Regions from separate parts of the Homo sapiens genome. Here regions 2 and 3 are each linked to region 1. Evidence: chromatin contacts called from ENCODE Hi-C or POLR2A ChIA-PET data. All regions are on one chromosome and are shown on one strand. Each heading gives the region's core, a stretch centred on a gene start or an enhancer-like site at or near the end of the contact. The rest is flanking DNA. Distances are from core to core; before and after follow the strand shown.

Region 1 (3,871 bases), core at 972-3,471:
GTTAGGTACTTTCACTAGAACTTGGTGGTGAGGTTGCAGGAGAGGGTAACCTTCGGATGTCTTAGATACCCAGCAAAAATATCTGAGAGTGGTGCATGATCAAATTGGCATATTTTAGGTGGAGTACTTGCTTCCTGTTCTTTCTTACATGTTTTCCTGCCAGTCTCTTTTGATCAGCCATTTTTTCTCTCCTCCTCACCTGTCAGCTACTCCTGCATCTGTGGGTGCAAAGCAGATTGTTAACGGACTCTCCCCATGGAGTCACTGGAAGGAGACAGGCATCTTCCTGGCTCTGTTGAAAGAGGCTGCAAAGACAGGGCACAGATAAACAGGCCCTTCAGTCAATGTTGAAAAATCAGGGGGAAGACATTTTATGATAGTCATTGGCTATGTTTCTTTTTACTCCAACTTTGCAGCTTTCAAGATAAGAAAATAACAGACCAGACCTCACATTTATAACCACTTTGTGCATCATGTTCTAGGCTCACGTATCATAAACCAGGCAATTTTAGTTGTGACCACTGGAGGTCATTAGAGATCTTATGGTATATTTTGAAGCAGCTTAACTCAGGCCTGACTTTTTGTCACTGGAAATTGCATCCTTTGTCCGGTAACTGAATTCTTTTTTCTGTGAGACAAGAATATAAAACTAACCTGTTCAGTGAAAGTACTTTTTTTTTTTGTTTGTTTGTTTGTTTTTGGATAGCAGCAGCATTTCTTCAGAGAGCAGACTGTATTTCATAGTTTCATGAATGTTAGTATAAATTTCCTTTAAACATTTTTTTTTTGAGATGGAGTCTTGCTCTGTCGCCCAGGCTGGAGTGCAGTGGCGCGATCTCAGCTCACTGCAAGCTCTGCCCCCGGGGTTCATGCCATTCTCCTGCCTCAGCCTCCTGAGTAGCTGGGACTACAGGCGCCCACCACCACGCCCAGCTACTTTTTTTGTATTTTTAGTAGAGATGGGGTTTCACCGTGTTAGCCAGGATGGTCTCGATCTCCTGATCTCATGATCTGCCTGCCTCGGCCTCCCAAAGTGCTGGGATTACAGGCATGAGCCGCCGCGCCCGGCCTAAACATCTTTATTGAGATATAATTCACATACAATAAAAATCACCCATTTACGGGTACAATTCAGTGGTTCCGGTACATTCACAGAGTTGTGTGATCATCATCACATGTTAAGTTTAGACCATTTCATCATCCCACAAAGAACCCCCCTACCCATTAACAGTAACTTCTCATCTCCATCCCTCTAGATCTGGGCAAACACAAATCTGCTTTCTGTCTCTATAAATTTGCCTATTCTGGACTTTTCGTATAAATGGAATTAGACAGTATGTGGTCTTTTGTGACTGGCTTCTTTCACATATTATAACGTTCTCAAGGTTCATCCATTTTGTTACACATGTCAGTACTTCTTTCCTTTATTGCCAAATATTATCCCATTGTATGGATGTGCCATATTTTATTTATCCACTCCTCAGTTGATTATTGTAAATAATTATTATAAATAGTGCTGCTATGAACATCTGTGTCCAAGTTTTGCATAGAGATGTTTTATTTCTCTTAGCTATACATATAGGAGTGGAATTGCTGGGTCCAATGGTAGTGCAATCAATTTTTAATTATTAAGCATTTCTTTTGGATCATTTATTCCTGTAGTCTTGCTTACCCAATAACTGTAAATAAATTAATAAATGAAAGAAATTAGTATTATTTGAATACTTGAAATGTTTATATGTAAGCTAGGCTATATTTGTGCAATACCTTTCTTTCAAGGTAGAGAGGCCATTGTTTTAGATGGTTTTATAATTTCCAAATAATTTTGTTTTAATTCAGTCAGTTATAAACAGGGTATTGCAATATTGGTGGAAACTGTCAACACAATTTTCTTTTAAAAAATTATTCATAATCTCTATGAGATATATTCAAATATCTTAGAGTTTTCTTTCCTGGCCTAATAAGTATTCCCTAGTAAGTTTTAAGATGATTTCCTAAGTGGAATTTTATGATATTTAAGACATTTTTTAAAGGTTTAGCTTCTTAAACCATCCCTCTGGCAAACTAAAATGTCCCTTCTCCTGGGAAGACTTCTCTGCTGGTCTTTCATGCCTAGCAACTTTATACCTCAATTGTGGCTTTTCTTGGTATGTTATGGCCCCGTGTCGTCCACATGACTAATGGTTTCCAGTGATGTCTTTCCCCTACCACTTGACTAGGTTGACCTTTCCTGTGACTCCTTAAAGGAAACTGGGCTGCTTGTGTCTGTTACACTCAGAGAAACCCGTGAGGAGTTTGAATCAGTCCCCTTGCCACACTGGTGGAACCGGTTTTGAATTGCCTCTGCTTAGTGCCTGGTAATTCCTCAAACAAAGGCCTTTGGTTCCAGAGCCAGAGCTGCTCAAACTTGCAGCTTTCCTGGATGGGTGGGGCAGCATTCATGCAACTGCATTCCCTAGAGGGGGAATGCATTGACCCAGGTGTGTATGTGCGTGTGCGTGTGAGATCATAAACAGCCCATGAAGGATTCACTCTCGTCACTTGTCTCCATCAGAGCAGACTTGAAATGGGGTTGGAGGGCAGAAAAATATCCACCAAGGTGTATTAAGAGAGAACAGCCCCCTCTCCCACTTCATTACCCCCTCTTCCATTCTTCCCACGCAGCCTGTGAGGGCTCACTTGAGGACGTCTGTCTCAGCTGTGATCTGTGAGGCAATCTGGTGTGCAGTTTTTCAGAGACAACATACTCCTAGGTTAATTTTAAATATAGAGCAGCCATGTCACTCTCAGTTACTGAATGTCCATTTAAAAGGAGAGTATTTCTGTGTGGAGATGGTAAAGAGGTTAAAGAAGAAAACATCGAATGAAACTTGCTGAAGACAGTAAGGCGGACGTTACTGAGAACCTTGGAGATAGCTACAGGGACTGCTGCATGGGGTCACGGGAGAGAGATTGGGCTCAACTTCAAATGCAGCATGGGCGGATAGCCAAGGAGCAGGATGGGGCTCAATGGATGGAAAATTACTCGAGGAAACATCAGGGGTAAGCGGGGATCTGAATACACTGACCCAACAGGACTCTCGCTGATGACAGGCCAGGGTGCTCAGACAACACCTGGGGGAGGGTGGAGGATGAGGAACCTGACAAGATATCCGGGGGTGGGGGGTTCTTCCTAAACTGACTTAACAGGGCTCTTTACTAAAGCAGAATTTTATAAGGAAGTGCACAGGTGGGCCAAGGGGAAGTTTCAGAAGCTTGACTAAAGTTTGGTCAAGCAGAGAATCTTTGTCAGAGAGGAGAGGGGAGTATTCAAAGTGAAAGTGTACACTTGTATCTAAAACGACTGTTTTCTAAATATCCAAGGCAAGTCTGGAAATTTGAGTCATCTTCACTTCCTTCCCCTTTGCCCAGTATTCTGCACATGTTCCTGCCCTTCTACCTGCATGGGCTGGTTAAGGATAACTGTATGAAATATTAGCATTTGCAATTGGGATGGTTTTTAGAGGTGGATGATGCTTAAAAAAAAAAAAAAAAAAAGGAAATCATTGCGTTTTAAAAGGAAGGGAGAAAGCAGAAAGCCAAAGCTCTTTTTTTTTGTGTGGATGGAGGGAAGGTTATTGGCCTATATTAGGCAACATCCACTGGCTTGAAGTTCTCACTCCCATTTTGTGAGTGTGTGGAGCTGCTCTCCCCTCCTTTCTCATGTTGAGCTTCTCTGTCTACCGCTTGACACCACCTGACACTATGTGACATGCAGGACTTGTTTATTTGCTGTCTGCCTACCCCATTAGAATGATGGCTCCATGATAGCAAAGACTTTGGTGACTCTTTTCATCTCTAGCACTTAGAGCCATACCAGGCACATAGCAGC
Region 2 (3,384 bases), core at 322-2,821, 340 kb after region 1:
CTCGACTCACTTGATCCTTCCACCTCAGCCTCCTGAGTAGCTGGGACTATAGGCACATGCCACTGAGCCCAACTAATTTTTTAAAATTTTCATGGAGACGGAGTCTCACTATGTTGTCCAGGCTGTTCTCTAACTCCTGGCCGCAAGTGATTCTCTGGCCTCAGCCTCCCAAGTGCTGGAATTACAGGCGTGAGCCACTGTGCCTGGCCATACTTACTTATTTTCTAAACACCTGTATGGCATGTTCAAAACATTGGAAAAAGTAGAAAACATTGGAGCAGTTTGCATTTATCTGGGGAGTGAAATACAGCGGTATAAAATTATGGTAGCATATAAGCAAACATTTTTATGAAACTTTACTATTTATAAAGTGTTTTCATGTACATGAGCTGAATAGGGCAAGCATTTTATCCCCACTTTACAGATGAGGAAACAAAACTGCTCAATGTCAAACAACTAATCAGGAGCAGACCTGGCATCAGACACCTCTCTTCTGTTATTCCCTGCTGCTTTTCCAGTTTGGACAATGTGTGTGTGTGGTGTGTGTGTGTCGGGGACAGGGGTGGTGCTAATGAGGGAGGAAAGTATGTTTGAACCGAGCCTTGAAGGAAATAATGTCCGAGTTTAGAGGCCAACACACTTCAGCAAAAGCATTGTCAGACATCCTCTGACTATTCCCGAGGTCCACCCTGTTACCCCATTTTGCCTGTCTCCCTGGGAGCCTCACCCTGCTGGTGTGTCATAGGGTGAAGTGTCTGTTGTGTGTATTACTGGGTGTATTTAACATGCTCTTGGCTTTGTATTTGTTTTTGAAGCCTACCCACAAGGCCACATCAAAGTGGCTGACTATAAACAAGCAGGGCTGGCAAGTTGGAGTGGGGGCTCTTCATACAAGGAAGAGGTTTTCTGGTTAGGAAACAGTGGAGCATGGCTGTGAACATGACAAACACTGTTAAAGGGACAGGGATGGGGCACAGCTGTGGTACCTTGTCTGTGTTCCATGTGTGCACTTCTGTTAGACCATTAGAGCTCTTAGCTCAAGACCTGGCATGTAGGAAGTGCTCAGTATTGGTTAAATGAAATATTTGCTGCTTTTTGAAAAGACACAGAATTTTTCCTCTCTTAATCCACCTTTCTTTAGTGTGAAAATACTTTTCAAAGAAATATCAAGTCAGTCTCAACATTTACAGTTGGAATATTGTGAATGCAAATGTTAGTTAGATCTTCCTTTGACCTAATTTGATTTTATTGGTCTTGGGTTAGTAAAATTTGGTTATTGTGGTTACATTTCAGGGACGTTTACTTCAAGGCTCTTCATCTGAAGGATCAAGATAAAAACAACTACACTTAATAATTGACCAATTAACATTTTAAAGGCCTCTAAAGGTCACAGCCCAGGTGACTGGTGAATTTACTCAGTTTCAAACCACTCTTCTACTTCTTTTTGTTGTGCTTCAGTACATCCAGGTCTGACTGTCTAGGATTACAGCTCTCTTTTTCACTTCTGCTCCTCTTGTCATGTGTGGGTTTGGTGAGCCAGTATCTTTAATGCGACTTTTTTCAGCACTGGAGTTTTACAAAGCCTGGGCCCAGTGGTGCCGGAAACACTAAGATGAGTAAGAGGCTTCCTCTCCTGAGTCGTCAGCTGGTGGGGATTATGAAGAGTCCCCATGATGAGGGACTCAAGTAAGATTGGGGCCAGACCATCAGGGAGGGGAGGAGAAGGGTTGGAGTCAGGATAGGGGGGCAATCCTGGTAAAATTGGTATGTAGAGAGGTGGGCCTTGAAGCAGTAGGAGTGGGGAGGAAGTTTACTAGATGCCAGGTGCTTTCTCAGCATTTCATGTGTATAGTTTTTTTCATTTCATTCTTCTGAACCATTTAAGGTACATTCTGTTGTTTTCTGCATTTTATACAGAGGAAACTGACACAAAGAGAAGTTAAGTAAGTTGTCCAAGAGCATGCAGCTCATAAATGGTCCTGCCTGGATTCCAACTCAGGCAGTCTGGTTGCAGAGTCTGAACTGTGAATTGCTGTCAGTGGCTGAATGGGATTTGGACAAATGAAGATTAAGGGGAAACCACGGTGATCAAATATTAATACATAGAGGTAGACAAATTGGTTTAGGGCCATTTTGCCAAGGCCCTGGAATCCCACACCTGAAGGGGATAATTGTAACATATGACAGAACTAATATTTGTATAGGCTTTATGGGTCCACATTGCCACCACCCTCTGCTGATTGATTTGGTGGAATGTTGTGTCTGTGGTTCAGTGTGCAGGGATAAGGTTGGGAAGGTTGTTGAGTAGAGGAGTCACATGGTTTGTTCCCTCTCATATGTCTTTAAGCTGTCGTGAGGTTTTGGCCTGTATTCCCTGAGCTCATGAACATGGTGTTAAGGCTCAGCCTCTGCTGTCTTCTGTACCCTGCCCATGCTCTTTCCCTGCCCTACAGTTACCCTCTGGAAAGAGTTTCCTGGAGTCTCCCTGTTTCTGCCTTTTCACCTCACTGTCTACCTCTGACCTGCCCTCCATCATTCCCGCTGGAGCTGTTCTCCGTGAGGAGACAGTGCCTGGCTCACTGCTCATTTTGGCTGGGACTTTTCAGGTTTATTGCATCCAGTGAATTCTTAACTCGGGGTGATTTTACCCCCTAGGGGATACCTGGCAGTGCCTGGAGACATTGAGTGGGGCTGGCCTCTACGGGATGGACAGTGAGGTTGCTGCTAGCTGCTAGACATCTTACAGGATGGCTCCCACAACAGAGATCCAGCCCAAATGTCTGTAGTGCAGAGGTGGAGAAGCACCGATGTTACCTGGTGCTCTGGGACATTTTGCAGTTCTCCATTCTTTTTTTTTTTTTTTTTTTTTAAAGGGAGTCTCACTGTGCCACTCAGGCTGGTGTGCAGTGGCACAATCTCTACTCACTACAACCTTCGTCTTCCAATTCAAGTGATACTCCCACCTCAGCCTCCCGAGTAGCTGGGATTACAGGTGTGCGCCACTACACCCAGCTAATTTTTGTATTTTTAGTAGAGATGGGGTTTCATCATGTTGGCCAGGCTAGTATCGAACTCCTGACCTCAGGTGATCCACCCGCCACGGCCTTCGAAAGTGCTGGGATTACAGGCGTGAGCCACTGCGCTGTCCCCTGACTGCCTGGACATAATTCTCTCCTGACTTGTTTTTCAGTAAATTCTGAGTTCATTTCTTACCAATCTCTGCAGGGGAATCTTCTCCTCCAGCCTTGGTTCCAGTCCTTGCATCCCAGGATTCTTTTCCTGGCCTCTGGTCTCTGCCCACTCCTCCCGTTTTTCTTGGGCATCTCATTAGTCCTAGGGATTTGACCTTCATCTGTGGGTGAGTGACTCCACATCTGTATTCAC
Region 3 (3,875 bases), core at 503-3,002, 360 kb before region 1:
CTAAAAACCTGCATCTCCCTCCATGCCCCATCCCATCTCCCTACTTCCCCAGAGGTGACCACTAGCCTGAATTTTGTGTTCCTAATTACTCCTTGTTATATGTGTGCGTGTGTGTGTGTGCGTGCGTGCATAAACTTGCTTTGACTTTTACAAAAATAGTATTATTCTCTTTGTGTTTTTCTTACTATTATCTTTCTAAGACACATCCATGTAGTTGTGTGAAACTGTAATTCATTCATTTCACTGGGGTATACATTCCACTCCAGTACTAATTTATTCACATTTTTTATTGATGGACAATTGGGTTGTAAAAGATGCTCTTTGTATTATCTCAACAATGCAAAACTCCCCATAAGAGAATGAGAATGGTTAGGAGGAAAGGACTGTGGCAAAGGCTCTACTCCCCATACAGTCATTACTGGGGGAAAAACATGAGCTCTAGAGTCGTAAGTCTAGGTTTAAATCCTGGTTTTGCTTTTAGGGGTGATAGATGTGTTCACTCTCTTGATTATGGTAATGGTCTCCTGTGTGTATACATATGTCAAAATTTATTAAGTTGTATACTTTAAATATGTATAGATTATTTTATGTAAGTTATACTTCAATAAAAGGCGTTTTAATAAAGAAAGATCTTGTTTCAGTATTTAAAAACTATGTGATCTTAGGCAAGTGATCTAATCTCTCCAAGATACAGTTTTCTCATCCATGATATGGGCATAATCAAAGCTACTTTGCATGGTTGCAATAAATACTGAATATATTCACATACAGCACTGAGCACAGTCCCTGGCGCCTGAGCCTTTCCATGTGCCAAGTGCTTGGCATCATACTGGAAACACAGAGATCAACAAGATAGGGATGCTGTCCATTAATCTAGAAGAGAAGGCAGGTATAAACAGACCCTGATTATAGAGTAGTGGGATGGAAACAGCAAGAGAAACTGGAATGGGTCATTGGAGACATTCTCACTGGTTTGCAGGCAAAAAGGCGTGGGAATGACAGACCCCAATTTTCTCATTTTTGTCTGCAATGGCATGGAATAAGAAGGTGCCATAACTGCAGAGCAGTGAGCATTGACTCATTTGTGTTTCTACAGTTTCCTGAAATTACTCACAGAGACCCAGTAACACATGATTGGACATGGAGTAATCACTTCTCGACTGTAAGCTGCCCTAGGCCAAGAATGGGATCCATATACTGAGACCAAGTAGCACTTAAAAACTTTTTTGGGGGAAAAAAAAATTGAGTGAAGCATACCAGACAAGTCAAAGAGGAATAAGAGATGACAAAATTGGGCATAATGAGGAGGAATTGAGGTAACTGAGTAATCTTGCCCTTTTGCTTAACCAGCATGGTGCGATGAAAAGAAATGAGCTGCAAGGAGCCCCGCCTTCACATGCTCCCTGCAAGGAGCCCCGCCTTCACATGCTCCCTGCAAGGAGCCCCGCCTTCACATGCTCCCTGCAAGGAGCCCCGCCTTCGCATGCTTCCTGGTGCTTTCGAGCTATGTGATCTTGAGAAAGCCATTTCATATTTCTGAGTCTCCATTTCCAGATTAAAATAATAGTAATAGCTATTAAAATAATCTGTTTCATGGGGCTGTTTGTGGAAAATAAGATCTAATTTGTGAAAAAGTTCTATATCCTAACGTGTACCCCGATGAACAAGCTAGCAATAGCATAAACACTGGTAGTGCCACACCTAGATAACCTGTAAAGCCATGACAATCAGAAATTCGTCAGTAGCTGCTGAAACCTCTCAAATTTATTGCCTTGGGCAGGAAATTCTATGTGGGTGGAACAAAAGACGAGATGATTGGGAGAGTGGCCAAATTTTTATAAAAACAGACATTGTCTATTGAATCATTTTCTTTGAAGCGTGGTTTGAAATACCAATCAGCTTAACAATACTTATCATCATCATCTGAGCATCTAGTCTGTGCCAGGCACTGTGCTAAGGGTTTCACAAACATTAATTTACTTCAACCTCACACCAACTCTCCAAGGTAGGTTAGGGTAACTATGTAATTTTATCGAAACCAGAACACCTCTGAGAGTGAAAGGGGGTGCAATTAATAATTACACAGAATAACAGCTGTAAACCAGGGCTGTTCTAAGCAAACCGGAACATGTGGTTTTTATCTCTTTACAGTTGAGGAACCTGAACCTCACAGACGAAAGCAACTTATCCAAGGCCACTGAGCTCTGACAGGTGGAAAAGCTGCCCCAAACCTACGCTCTCAAGCATCATGTTAAATAAGCCTCCTGTGTTTACAGGTATGGCAGCAAGGTTACTGCCTTTTCTTCAAAGTCTTCCTTTGATTTAAATATTTCTTATCAACAAAGCCTAAAACAGAAGCTGACATGCCAGTTCAAAGAATAACAGGAAACAGGGAAATTTCGATTTCTGTCACGACTATTAAAGCCAACTGTTTACTGCCAAAAATCTAGATCTAATACATCTCTTTAGGGGTGAATTTTACACAAGAGATTGCATAACTCATGATTGATATCCTTTCTGCTAAGACAATGGGGATTCTGTGAAGGTTTCCCAGATTCAGTGAACGTATCATCAAATATAACTTCCGATAATGGCAGGTGGAAAAATTCCCTATCGACTCACAGTAAGTATTTTCGCACTGATAACTGACCTGCCTTCAAATGCAAGAACCTCTTTGGCAGTACTTGGCATATGCTGAAAACTGAAAAGAGAAAAAAGTCAAAAACAGTACACAAAGCAATGGTGTACTCTTTGATTTCAGAGTTGAATGAAAAGGTATTTTCTGGAATTTCTTTCTTTCTTTTTTTTTTTTTGGAGATGGAGTCTCACTTACTCTGCCGCCCAGGCTGGAGTGGAGTGGTGCGATCTCAGCTCACTGCAACCTCCACCTCCCAGATTCAAGCAATTCTCCTGCCTCAGCCTGAGTAGCTGGGACTACAGGTGCATGCCACCACGCCTGGCTAATTTTTATATTTTCAGTAGAGACAGGGTTTCACCATGTTGGCCAGGCTAGTCTGGAACTCCTGACTTCAAGGGATCCGCCTGCCTCAGCCTCCCAAAGTGCTGGGATTACAGGCACACACTACCATGCCTGGCTTATTTTCTGGAATTTCTAAATTGCTTTGCCAACAGTATTTTTTTCAATGCATCATGTTTATGTTTAGATGATATGCATAACATATACAATTGGAAATATTTTCAACAATTTTCTTCTTGCTACACTATATTCCCACTTTGAACATCAAAGATATGTGTGGATCTCGTTAGCAAAACATCTTTCTTCATAACATAACACATAGAGTCCTACTTGGTGTTTCACATTAGGATAATGAAGATAATTATTCTAGAACAATTAGCCAGAGTAAATAACCAGAATCGACGTCCTCTAGGTTCTCTTTTCTAATTTATATGTCCTTAACCTTTGCCATATTAGCAACTCATCTTAAGCACATAATGGATTTTTAATATTTGTTGAATGCAAATTAGATGATTTTTGTAAGAAATACCTCTTTTAAAGTCAATAATTTGTTAACTCATGCATCCCTTCTTCCATATAGTCACTGCTCTTTGTAACACACCCCTCCCCTCAACACCTACTAGGAAATACAAAATAAAAGGTTTTCCAGATCGAATTTCCCTTCCAAATTGACTCCTACACACTCTATATTTAAAATGATCCCCTTTGGGAGGCCGAGGTGGGCGGATCACGAGGTCAGGAGCCCAAGACCAGCCTGGTCAACATAGTGAAACCCCGTCTCTACTAAAAATACAAAAATTAGCTGGGCATGGTGGCACGTGCCTGTGGTCCCAGCTACTCGGGAGGCTGAGGCAGGAGAATCTCTTGAACCCAGGAGGTGGAGGTTGTGGTGAGTCAA

Evidence for each region. Hi-C counts contacts between places; a loop is a spot of excess contacts on that map. ChIA-PET counts read pairs that join two places held with the same protein, here RNA polymerase II (POLR2A). Pooled maps may share reads with other maps.
Region 2: a map of posterior cingulate gyrus shows a loop between it and region 1 (2.9-fold over the local background). The contact joins two enhancer-like sites. A Hi-C loop is called at or near these places in 3 of 168 maps with a recorded cell type or tissue (CD8-positive, alpha-beta T cell, naive thymus-derived CD4-positive, alpha-beta T cell and posterior cingulate gyrus), 6 of 37 single-sample maps with no recorded cell type and 14 of 50 pooled maps. POLR2A ChIA-PET finds 5 or more read pairs at or near these places in 1 of 52 experiments (WTC11).
Region 3: a loop to region 1 is called in a map with no recorded cell type, with 6 times the contacts of the local background. The contact joins two enhancer-like sites. A Hi-C loop is called at or near these places in 1 of 37 single-sample maps with no recorded cell type and 2 of 50 pooled maps. POLR2A ChIA-PET finds 5 or more read pairs at or near these places in 1 of 52 experiments (activated B cell).

The regions. Positions count from the first base shown.
Region 1 is chr6:138,815,715-138,819,585 of GRCh38, forward strand. The region is part of intron 4 of ECT2L (epithelial cell transforming 2 like); the gene reads left to right. Among named protein-coding and RNA genes, the nearest start is that of ECT2L, 22 kb to the left of the region's middle. Within about 2 kb of position 2,222, at least 11 of the 41 ENCODE cell types and tissues checked have a DNase peak (open chromatin) inside an H3K27ac peak, as active enhancers do.
Region 2 is chr6:139,160,505-139,163,888 of GRCh38, forward strand. All of the region lies in intron 1 of HECA (hdc homolog, cell cycle regulator), which reads left to right. It also overlaps a transcript of TXLNB not described here. Among named protein-coding and RNA genes, the nearest start is that of HECA, 27 kb to the left of the region's middle. RefSeq lists an enhancer at 3,062-3,384. Within about 2 kb of position 1,572, at least 8 of the 41 ENCODE cell types and tissues checked have a DNase peak (open chromatin) inside an H3K27ac peak, as active enhancers do.
Region 3 is chr6:138,454,084-138,457,958 of GRCh38, forward strand. All of the region lies in intron 3 of NHSL1 (NHS like 1), which reads right to left. Among named protein-coding and RNA genes, the nearest start is that of MIR3145, 21 kb to the left of the region's middle. Within about 2 kb of position 1,753, at least 11 of the 41 ENCODE cell types and tissues checked have a DNase peak (open chromatin) inside an H3K27ac peak, as active enhancers do.